Linked DNA regions of Homo sapiens: region 2 is linked to region 1. The links are chromatin contacts, found by POLR2A ChIA-PET in ENCODE. All regions are on one chromosome and are shown on one strand. The core of a region is the stretch at or near the end of the contact, and the rest is flanking DNA. Distances in the headings are between cores, read along the strand shown. Region 1 overlaps ANKRD11 (ankyrin repeat domain containing 11). Region 2 holds the start of LINC02166 (long intergenic non-protein coding RNA 2166).

What was found. ChIA-PET counts read pairs that join two places held with the same protein, here RNA polymerase II (POLR2A).
Region 2: POLR2A ChIA-PET joins it to region 1 with 11 read pairs in WTC11. The contact joins the promoter of LINC02166 here to the enhancer-like site in region 1. POLR2A ChIA-PET finds 5 or more read pairs at or near these places in 3 of 52 experiments (RWPE1 and WTC11).

Annotation. Positions count from the first base shown.
Region 1 is chr16:89,265,648-89,271,135 of GRCh38, reverse strand. It overlaps ANKRD11 (ankyrin repeat domain containing 11), which reads left to right. Exons shown (of 13, transcript NM_013275.6): 12 at 227-319; 13 at 2,473-3,506. The coding sequence ends at 2,658. Among named protein-coding and RNA genes, the nearest start is that of ZNF778, 51 kb to the right of the region's middle. Within about 2 kb of position 1,872, at least 4 of the 41 ENCODE cell types and tissues checked have a DNase peak (open chromatin) inside an H3K27ac peak, as active enhancers do.
Region 2 is chr16:89,683,044-89,688,161 of GRCh38, reverse strand. It overlaps LINC02166 (long intergenic non-protein coding RNA 2166), which reads left to right and starts at 1,250. Exons shown (of 3, transcript NR_184152.1): 1 at 1,250-1,715; 2 at 2,487-3,352; 3 at 4,986-5,118. It overlaps CDK10 (cyclin dependent kinase 10), which reads right to left and starts at 1,473. Exons shown (of 13, transcript NM_052988.5): 1 at 1,365-1,473. The coding sequence starts at 1,451. RefSeq lists a silencer at 1,039-1,288.

The DNA.
Region 1 (5,488 bases), core at 623-3,122:
GACAAAGGCCCAGCTGCCTCCACGCGCATTTTAGGGAGGCTGTTTAGGGAGATGGGCAGGGTGCGCCTGCCATGCCTTGAACATGATTCAGTGTGTGCGCGGTGGAATGAGGCTCCCCCTGTGGTTGTCCCTTGAGAACGGTCACTGCAGCATCGCCCAGGCTGGCATGCCTTCCCGTAGCGGTCTCTGGGGCTCCTGATGAAACTCCCGTGTTTGGTTTCCACAGGGTGACGAGAACAAGTCAGTGCGCGACCGTTTCAACGCCCGCCAGTTCATCTCCTGGCTCCAGGACGTGGATGACAAGTATGACCGCATGAAGGTCGGTGTTGCGCGTCCCCTCAGTTCTGCCTGGGGGAGGCTGCTGCCCAGTTCTGTGATGGGTGGTGACAACCCCCTTTGCGCTGCCTGGGGGGAGGCCGCTGCCCAGTTCTGTGATGGGCGGTGACAATTTCAGATTCTCTTAATCTGGCCGATGCTTTCGGGGAGGTGAGGTCCTGTCCCTGCGTGTGGCCTCCTCAGTCTTCCCTTCTGTCCCGGTGTGCAGGGAGCGGCTCCTGTCGCCAGCTCAACAGGACCCTAGGCTTGATGGTCAGAACTCCTGGGACTGCCCTGTGAGCCCCCTCTAAGGTCCCAGCATTCACCCTCCACTGCTCTGGAAGTGCTGGCCAGGGCGGTGGGCAGGGGCGGGGGAGGTGCCGGGAAGGGCAGCACACCCTTATCCCGGTCGCGAGGGCTGCTCACCGGGACACCCTGGAGGATCCACCAGGAGGCAACGGAAGGCGGAAACTTGCCAAAAGTTACAGAACTTTACAGTCAGCGTCACCCTGTACAGTCACCAGCCAGGCCTGGGAGCAGGCGGCCCCGGCTACCTGCAGTATCAGGCTCAGCACCACCCAGGTCCCTGAACCAAGCACCCGTGTGTCATACTGCAGCTCTCAGAAAGGTGCTGATGTGGGCACAGATGAGAACCACCAGCCCTACCCGGTGGGAGCTGTGGGTATTTGGGGAGCGTGGCCCCTGGGGGCTTGTGCTGAGGAACTCAGGTCTGAGGCGTAGCTGAGTGTGCATTTCTGGCCAGCCCTAAGATGATGGTGCAGGAAGTCACTCACACCACACCCTCCCCAGGCCACTAGGCCCTTCCTAACCAGAGCCGTGAGAAAAAACTGAAAGCTTCATAAAGACACATGGAAGACTTTCCTGTAAGAAGATAAATGTTTGACTACATTAAAATGGGACTTTGGGCGGGGTGCGGTTGCTCACACCTGTAATCCCAGCACTTCGGGAGGCTGAGGTGGGTGGTTCACCTGAGGTCAGGAGTTCGAGACCAGCCTGGCCAACATGGTGAAACCTCGTCTCTAGTAAAAATACAAAAATTAGCTGGGCATGGTGGTGCGTGCCTGTAATTCCGGGAGACTGAGGCATGAGAATCATTTGAACCCGGGAGACAGAGGTTGCAGTAAGCCAAGATTGCACCACTGCACTCCAGCCTGGGGACAAAATTTAAAAAAAAACCTTAGGGATATGTATAAAAATATTCACTGGAACAAAACTGGAAACTCACTCAGAGGCCCATCAGTAATTCAGTGACTCACCGGAGTTTGGAACATCCAAAGGGTATTATATGATTCCATGTAACAATTTACACTGGTGATGTCTGAGCTGCCGAGTAAAAGCTATGAGGCCCATTGAGGAGGATTGTGAATCCATCCTGAGCTTCGAAAACGATTTCATACATATATATATGTTGAGAAAAATTTAGAGACAGACATGATCACACTGCAGCTCGCCAACATCGCAAAACCCCATCTCTACAAAAATCAGCTAGGCGTGGTAGCACTTGTAGTCCCAGCTACTCGGGAGGTTGAGGAGGGAGGATCCCTTGAGCCCCAGAGGTCAAGGCTGCAGTGAGTCATGATTGCACCACTGCACTCCAGCCTTGAGACGGTATCTAAAAAAGATTCTCTACACGGTTGCTTGTGACATACCAGTACTCCCTGGCCACGCTTCCATTTCTCCATTAGTTTCCAAAATATGTGCTACCCCAGTCCAGTCCCCTTATGTGCACTTTTAAATGGCATAGTTTCTACTAGAAATACAAGTGAAACTATCACTGGCCGTAAGTAATTGTAAAATGACAAAAGCAAAGCTGTTCGATTCTAATAAGCTGCAGTGGCTGCTGGAGGTGAGTCCCAGGCCCACCCAGAGCAGGGCAGGGCCCCCGGGCCAGGGTGAGCCCCAGGCCAGGGTAGAGGTGGCATAGACAGCGGTTATGGGGACAGACATGTAGCACAGCTGGCGCTACCGCCACGTGTAGTAACTAGATGCCAGGAGCGGGTACAGCTGGGCCTGGCCCATACCAGGGTAGGTTCACGGCCGTATCACGCCCTTGGCCCTGCTGGCAGCTGAGGTCGGCAGAGTCTGGGGCTCTCCCTTCACTCCTCCTCCCTCCTCTCCCCGCTGTGTGTCCCGCAGACTTGCCTCCTCATGCGGCAGCAGCACGAGGCCGCGGCCCTGAACGCCGTGCAGAGGATGGAGTGGCAGCTGAAGGTGCAGGAACTGGACCCCGCCGGGCACAAGTCCCTGTGCGTGAACGAGGTGCCCTCCTTCTACGTGCCCATGGTCGACGTCAACGACGACTTTGTATTGTTGCCGGCATGACACCGCGGGACGGCCGCAGGACGCAGGCGAGGGCCGCACGGCTGCCCAGGACTGCTGCTGAGCCCCAGGGGCGGAGGAGGGAGCGCCCTGTCCACCCGGGCGGGGAGAGACCCCGAGAGAGACTGCACTTGGCCACAGCGCCTCCATCCCTTCCAGACTGGTCCAGACGTCGGGGAGGTGAAACACGTCTCTTCTCTACCAGCTGCCGCGGCGGGGGCAAAGCCCCCAGAGCCTCACTGGCCCCGGCGGGATGAGGAGACCATGCCGGGCGCGCACACACGGCAGCTTCTGTTTGAAAACGGCGACCTTCGGGCCCTTTTCTCCAGCAACTGCAGAGGCATTTCAGGAGTTGGAGAACGGAGTACATTTTTAAAATTTTTTGTTCCATTCTGATCAACTAAAGAAAATTAAGGTGTCCACCTCTCACAAACAGTGACCTGCAGGTCGGAGGGGCAGGAGCCCCATCCCAGCCGTGGTTCTGTTGCCGCCGAGCTGCGACGGCCTCAGACTGGGCTTCAGACCTGGTGCGGAGCCAGGCGGAGGGACACAGAGCCAGGACTCCCAGCCGTATTGAAATGGAGTCAAATCCGCGTGGTTTGTATCTTCTTTCCTTTAATCTTGGGCATTTTGTTTCTCTTTCTGAGAACGTAACTTGAAACACTACAGAGCCAATAATCATATAAAAAGTGTATCCGTAAACGCTGTACAGTTTTATATACCTTCACAATGTACTTTTGCTGCCTTCTAGATAATTTATTTTGCAACACATTACTGCACAGTTGTAAATAACTTATGTACTGTAACATCACTTTCAGTTATGTGTAAAGAAATAAATAAATTAATTAAAATGCTCTTTGTACAGTGCGTCCCTCCAGGAGAGGGGCTGTGTGTGGGACTGACACAGTGTCGCCCCTCTCGACGACCTTCTTACTCCCAGGACAGACGTGGTGGCTCACGCCTGTAATCCCAGCACTGTGGGAGGCCGAGGCGGGAGTCTGAGACCAGCCTGCCCAACATGGCAAAATCCCCTCTCTACTAAAAATACCAAAAATTAGCTGGGTGTGGTGGCGCGCGCCTGTAGTCCCAGCTACTCCGGAGGCTGAGGCAGGAGAATCGTTTGAACCCAGGAGGTGGAGGCTGCTGTGAGCTGAGATCACGCCACCCTACTCCACAGCAGACTCTGTCTGAAAAAAAAGAAAACCTTTTTCCTACCAAGTTGTTAGCTTTTAATTTTGAAACAAATTATCTGTTCCCCTCGTCCTCTGCCTTTGCACAGACCGGGAATGCTGTGGAATTACTGCCTCTTGTAGGAGCTGGAGAGAAACAGGAGCATCACTCCCCACGGATCTGAGCACTGCAGCCGTGGCCAGACCCCGTGGCCAGCTGTGCACGCCCCTGAGCTTCAGCTTGTGGCTGGCTGGCTTGTGCCCCTGCCCACAGTTCCCTGGCAGCTGCAGCTGGTGAGGGTCCGCGCTTTGAGAGCCCTGTCCTGGCTGGAAGGCAGCTCAGGCAAGCATGGAGATGCGAGGCCTCTGCTCAGAGGATCTTGGCACAGAGGATGCCTGCCAGGACCCTCCAGCCAGTGTGGCTCCAGGAGACTGTTGGCCCCCGGCGTGACAGGAGGGTGAGCTGATGGAGGCGCCTCACCCTTTTCCTTCTGAGCTGTCTGTCCCCTGTACCTGGGTGCTGGGGAGGGAGTGGCAGCTACAGAAACAACCCCCACAGAAGAGCAGACACTGCCCGTGCATCAGAATCAACAGGGTCCTGGTCACTGGGTCCCCTGCGGAGGAGCCCGACCTGGGAGGGTCCCTGAGCCCTGCCAGGCTGAGCCAGTGGCGGGGGCAGTGGCTTCATTCCCCCAAAGGCTGCTGTGAGCTCCCTCGCCAGCTGGGCCCCTGCGTGGGGTTGGGGGTAGGCGTGGGGCCATGCCCCCTCTCCTGTCTTCGATCTGTGAACAGAACTTTTGTGGATTCCCTCCTGTTCCCTTCAGGGCTGAGCCTGAGCAAAGGCAGGGTTGTCCACCTCATTTACGGGCTTGGGGTGGGGGTGTGGAGAAGCCAGAAGGTTCCAGTCTATTTTTCTGGGTTCGGATTAGCTGTGGTTTGTTTTGGGGGCTTCGTGGGTTTTTGGGGGTTTTTTGCTTGCTTTTGAGATGGAGTCTTGCTCTGACCCCCAGGCTGGATGGAGCACAGTGGCGCAATCTCAGCTCACTGCAGCCTCCACCTCCTGGGTTCAATTCTCCTGCCTCAGCCTCCCGAGTAGCTGGGACTACAGGCGCCTGCCACCACACCCGGCTAGTTTTTGTATTTTTAGTAGAGACGGGGTTTCACCATCTTGGCCAGGCTTTTTGTTTTCTCCACACCCCCTCAATCACAGAACTTTGGTCACAGTAAAACTTCCTTTAAGCCCTGCCTTAAAAGAAAAACCTGAGTCAGCCTGTGTCACACAGAGCACGCTGCAGTTCCAGCCCACAGTGGTGACGACGTCCCGGCCACCATGCTGTGCCTCCCTGTCTCGGGTGCCCACGAGGGGTGTCAGGCGAGAGCAGCTCCCTTCCGGCCCCCACCCTGGTCTGCTGGAGTCTCGGCTCCCGTGCACCTGCCAGAGATGCCGCACATGCGACTCCCAAACAGCCTCCTGCCATAGGGGACGAGAGACAGCCTGCCGCCCCTCAGAGAGACTTGTGAATAAACACTGAGAAACGTCAGAGTACCCAGAACCGCAGGAGCCTGCGTGCCAGCCTGGAGACCCTGCTGCCCGGGGCCACCCATGTGGGCTTCAGACCGCTCTCGGGAGTCTCTGGCTGGAGCTGGAGGAAGATGGCGTAACC
Region 2 (5,118 bases), core at 1-2,500, 420 kb before region 1:
TGCAGTGAGCCGAGACTGCGCCACTGCACTCCAGCCTGGGTGACAGAATGAGACTCCGTCTCAAAAAAAAAAAAAAAAAAAAAAGCACACGTAGCAAGGTTTGAAACCTCACAGCCCCCATTTCCCGGCTTCCCTTCTCTTAACCCTCAGTATCAAACCTGGGCTCAAGCAATCCTCCCACCTCAGCCTCCCAGATTGCTGAGATTACAGGTGTGAGCCACTGGCCGCATTTGTCCTCAGTCTGATTCCTTCCTGACACCTGGGGACCGAGTCAGAAGCATCTGGCCTGTCACTCACTGATGGCCTAGTCTCAAACTCCCTTTCCCGCCTTAATTCCCCTTCTCACATCCTCTGCTTGTGCTCTTCTCGACACGCTTATTTCTGGGTGTCCAAATCCTTGTCACACTTCCTGAACTCAAAGAAATGCCAGGCCAGGCTGGGGGCGGTGGCTCACGCCTGTAATTCCAGCACTTGGGAGGCCGAGGCAGGAAGATCACTTGAGCCCAGGAGGCTGACGATGCACTGAGCCGTGATCACGCCACTGCATTCCAGCCTGGGCGAGAGCGCTAGACCCTGTCTCAAAAAAACAACAAAAAAGAAAAGGCCAACTCACTACTTCACCCCAGAGTCCAGCACACGGCTCTCAACGCGGTGAGCGCCTGCTGCACGTCTGGATGAGTAAAGTGTGGCTCCTGTTGTCATCCAGCCACGATCTGTTAATGATTCTTACTGAACACGTGGCTTGGCCTCTCAGAGCACCAGCCAGCAGTTAAAAACACAAACCAGCGGCCAAAGTTCAGGGCTCTCCACCCCCACCAGCCGTGCACCTGGGCAACACCGCCCAACGCCCAGAGGCTCTCTCCTGGTCTCTGCAGAGGGAGGCACCGGCACCTCCGCAAGGGACGCGCCCAGGGTTCGCGTGAAGCCGCCAGGCAGCGCTGGACCCCGCTCCATGCAGCCCAAGCCCAGCGGGAGCCTTCAAGCTCGAACTCGTCGCGGGTGTAAATTCTCCCCACAAACAAGTGGCTCGCGGCTCAGCCTGCAAAGCCCAGCTCGGGCGCTGAACCCAGCAGCGCCCGAGCTGGATCCCGGAGCTTGCTCTTCCCAAGTCCCGGGCCCGTCTCTCCGCGGGCGCGAGGCATCCCTGAGCCCGCCCCGGCCCCTCAGATCTCCAGGGACCGGCTGTCGGGGGTCCTGAGCCCGCCCCGCCCCGGCTTCCGCCCCCGCCGCGGGGAACTCTGGGACTGTCGTTCCCGCCCGTGCCGGAAGCCTCGGCGCGGCAGCGCGACACGAGGCTCCCCAGACCCAGCCGGGCAGTGCCGCTAGCGAGGCGGGCAGAGCTGCCCGGGTGGCACCCCGCGCACCCTGTGTTCCGGAGGCACCGTGAAGAAGCCCTCCTTACGAATACACTTCAGACGGATCTGCTCGCACTCCAGATCTGGCTCCGCCATGCCGAGCGCTGGCCCCGCCTCTCTTGCGCGCAGGCGCAGACGCGGACGGCCCCGCGGCGCAGGCGCGAAAGCTCCTTCCCGGGCTTCCTCTCCTTAGCAACGGTTACCAAGAGACGCTCCCGCGGGTCCGCCCTAGGCGCTGGGCTCCAGGGATCGGCTCCGACTGCTGCAGTTCGGGCCTTATTTTAGGGTGAAGCCCGGGCAGCCGACCCGGCTGCGCCGTAGTGGGAGGCCACGGCGATTACCCAGGTGAAGGTCTTCCAGGTGAGACGGGTTCCCCCAGGTAAGAAGGTCCTCCAGGTGGGAGTCCTTCATGTGGGGAGGTCCTCCAGGTGGGGGGGGAGGGTCCTCTCGGTGGGGGGTCCTCCAGGTAAGAGGATCCTCTAGGTGGGGGGGGGGGGTTCCCCAGGTGAAGGGCCCTCCAGGTAAGAGGATCCTCTAGGTGGGGGGGGGGTTCCCCAGGTGAGGGGACCTCCAGGTAAGAGGATCCTCTAGGTGGGGGAGTCCCCCAGGTGAAGGGCCCTCCAGGTAAGAGGGTCCTCCAGGTGAGAGGGTCCTCCAGCGGAGGGGGTCCCCCAGGTAAGAGGGTCCTCCAGTTGGGAGTCCTTCAGGTGGGGTGGTCCTCCAGGTGAGAGAGTCTTCCAGGTGAGAGGGTCCTCCAGGTGAGAGGTGAAGGTGAAGGTCCTCCAGGTGAGGGTCAGGTCACTTGGTCCAGGGATGTGGCTTCAGCAAGCATTTGGGTGCCTCCTCTGTGTTCAGGACATGGGGACTCCAGGAGACTGAAGGAAGCAAGTGGCAATGTCCATGCTGTCAAGTTCTGTCACAGAAATAAGCAGGAGTGAGTGAAAGACAGGAGAGAAGCTCTGTGAGGGGTGGCATTCAAGCTTAGCTTCTGGGCAGGAAGAGGCAGCTATGTCAGCATTCCCTAACAAGGTTTGGCAAAGTAGATACCTCCCCTCACTCATGGAAGACCTGACTTCCCAGGCTGGTAGAAGCTTCTCTCACAGGCACCTGCCTCTCCAATCTCTTTCACAGCCCAGCCCTGGAAGGTGGAAAAAGAAAAGTTGACATGGAATGTTTAGGAAGCACCATTGGTCCAGGTCCAGGATCGGGGCAGCCAGCATGTCCTCTAATCTGGCTTCACTGTTGAAATCCAGTCGAGCAAGCAGGGCCCAAACCACTGCGAGACCAGCTCGGTCGGGCCCAAACCACCGCCCACTGCGAGACCAGCTCGGTCGGGCCCAAACCACCGCCCACTGCGGGACCAGCTCGGTCGGGCCCAAACCACCGCCCACTGCGGGACCAGCTCGGTCGGGCCCAAACCACTGCCCACTGCGGGACCAGCTCGGTCGTGGAGACCCTAACCCAGCGGCGCTAGAGGAATTAAAGAAACACACACAGAAATATAGGGTGTGGAGTGGGAAATCAGGGGTCTCACAGCCTTCGAAGCTGAAAGCCTCGAACAGAGATTTACCCACATATTTATTGACAGCAAGCCAGTGATAAGCATTGTTTCTATAGATTATAGATTAAAAGCACTTCTTACGGGAAATAAAGGGATGGGTCTGGCTAGTTATCTGCAGCAGGAGCACGTCCTTAAGGCACAGATCGCTCATGCTATTGTTTGTGGTTCAGGAACTCCTTTAAGCGGTTTTCCGCCCTGGGTGGGCCAGGTGTTCCTTGCCCTCATTCCAGTGTGGGAGTCATGGCCATCATGAGCATGTCACAGTGCAGCAGAGATTTTGTTTATGGCCAGTTTTGCGGCCAGTTGATGGCCAGATTTGGGGGCCTCTTCCCAACAGCCCACAGCCAGACCTAGACTCCATTCAGATTGGTTTTGATCAGCATGTAGAAAATGGGGGAGTTGAGTGTGGTATACAAAATGGGGGTGTTGGCCAGGCGTGGTGGCTCATGCCTGTAATCCCAGCACTTTGGGAGTCTGAGGCGGGTCGATCACGAGGTCAGGAGATAGAGACCATCCTGGCTAACACAGTGAAACCCCATCTCCACTAAAAAATACAAAAAATTAGGCAGGCATGGTGGCGGGTGCCTGTAGTTGCAGCTACTCGGGAGGCTGAGGCAGGAGAATGGTGTGAACCCACGGGGCGGAGCTTGCAGTGAGCCAAGATCACACCACTACACTCCAGCCTGGGTGACAGAGTGAGACTCTGTCTCAAAAAAAAAAACAAAAAAAAAAGAAAATGCAGGTGTTGTGACCAGGCACAGTGGCTCATGCCTATAATCCCAACACTTTGGGAGGCCGAGGTAGGCAGATCACTTGAGGTCAGGAGTTCGAGACCAGCCTGGCCAACATGGTGAAACCCCGTCTCTACTAAAACTAACAAAATTAGCTGGGTGTGGTGGTGGTTGCCTGTAGTCCCAGGTACTCGGGAGGCTGAGGCAGGAGAATCGCTTGAACCCGGAAGGCGGAGGTTGCAGTGAGCCAAAATCGTGCCACTGCACTCCAGCCTGGGTAACAGAGTGAGACTTTGTGAAAGGAAGGAAGGAAGGGAGGGAGGGAGGAAAATAGAGGGAAGAAGAAAGAAAGAAAACAAAGAGCACGTGGAGAGAACAATCCTAGAAAACTGACGTAGGCTGTGTTCCTCTGAAGTCCATACACAGCAGGCAGGCGTGAAAGTGGTTTATGTATATAAATAGGTACCATTATTCTCTTCTGAGGTTTAAGTTGTCTAGCTTTCGTTCGCAGAGCTTTAAGAAAAGCACGGCTTTGGCCCGGCGCAGTGGCTCATGCCTATAATCCCAGCACTTTGGGAGGCCGAGGCCGGTGGATCATGAGGTCAGGAGTTCGAGACTAGCCTGGCCAACATGGTGAAACGCATCTCTACTAAAAATACAAAAAAATGAGCTGGCCATAGTGGTGCACACCAATAATCCCAGCTACTCGGGAGGCTGAGGCACGAGAATCACTTGAACCCAGGAGGCAGAGGTTGCAGTGAACTGATACCACACCACTGCCCGGGTGACAGAGTGAGACCCTGTCTGAAAAAACAAATAAACAAACAAAAAAAGAGAAAATAATAAAAGTTGAAAAACCTTAGGCAAGGCTAGAATCTAATAACAGGTATACTATAGTTTATTTTGAAACATAATTTTTCTCTCTCTAGTCTCCTATTTTTACCAAAGTGAAATCAGGTAGTACTGATTTGTTTTCAAAATAAGTTTTAGTCTTATTGTACTTGGCCTGGTTATTTGTATAAACTGTAGCAAGAATAAATATTTACCATGTAGGCTTTTTTTTTTTTTTTTTTTTTTGAGACGGAGTCTTGCTCTGTCGCCCAGGCTGGAGTGCAGTGGTGCGACCTCGGCTCACTGCAAGCTCCGCCTCCCAGGTTCACGCCATTCTCCTGCCTTAACCTCCCAAGTAGCTGGGACTACAGACGCCCGCCACCACGCCCGGCTAATTTTTTGTGTATTTTTAGTAGAGACGGGGTTTCACTGTGTTGACAAGGATGGTTGCAATCTCCTGACTTCGTGATCTGCCCGCCTTGGCCTCCCAAAGTGCTGGGATTACAGGCGTGAGCCACCGAGCCCGGCCACAAAAATTGTATCATTGAGAAAATTATGCCAATTGGGGAAGATCTGATGTAGCCAAACCCCCTTTGACCTTTAGCCTTCAAGCTGCCTTCAGTTATTCTTGGGCTAGCTT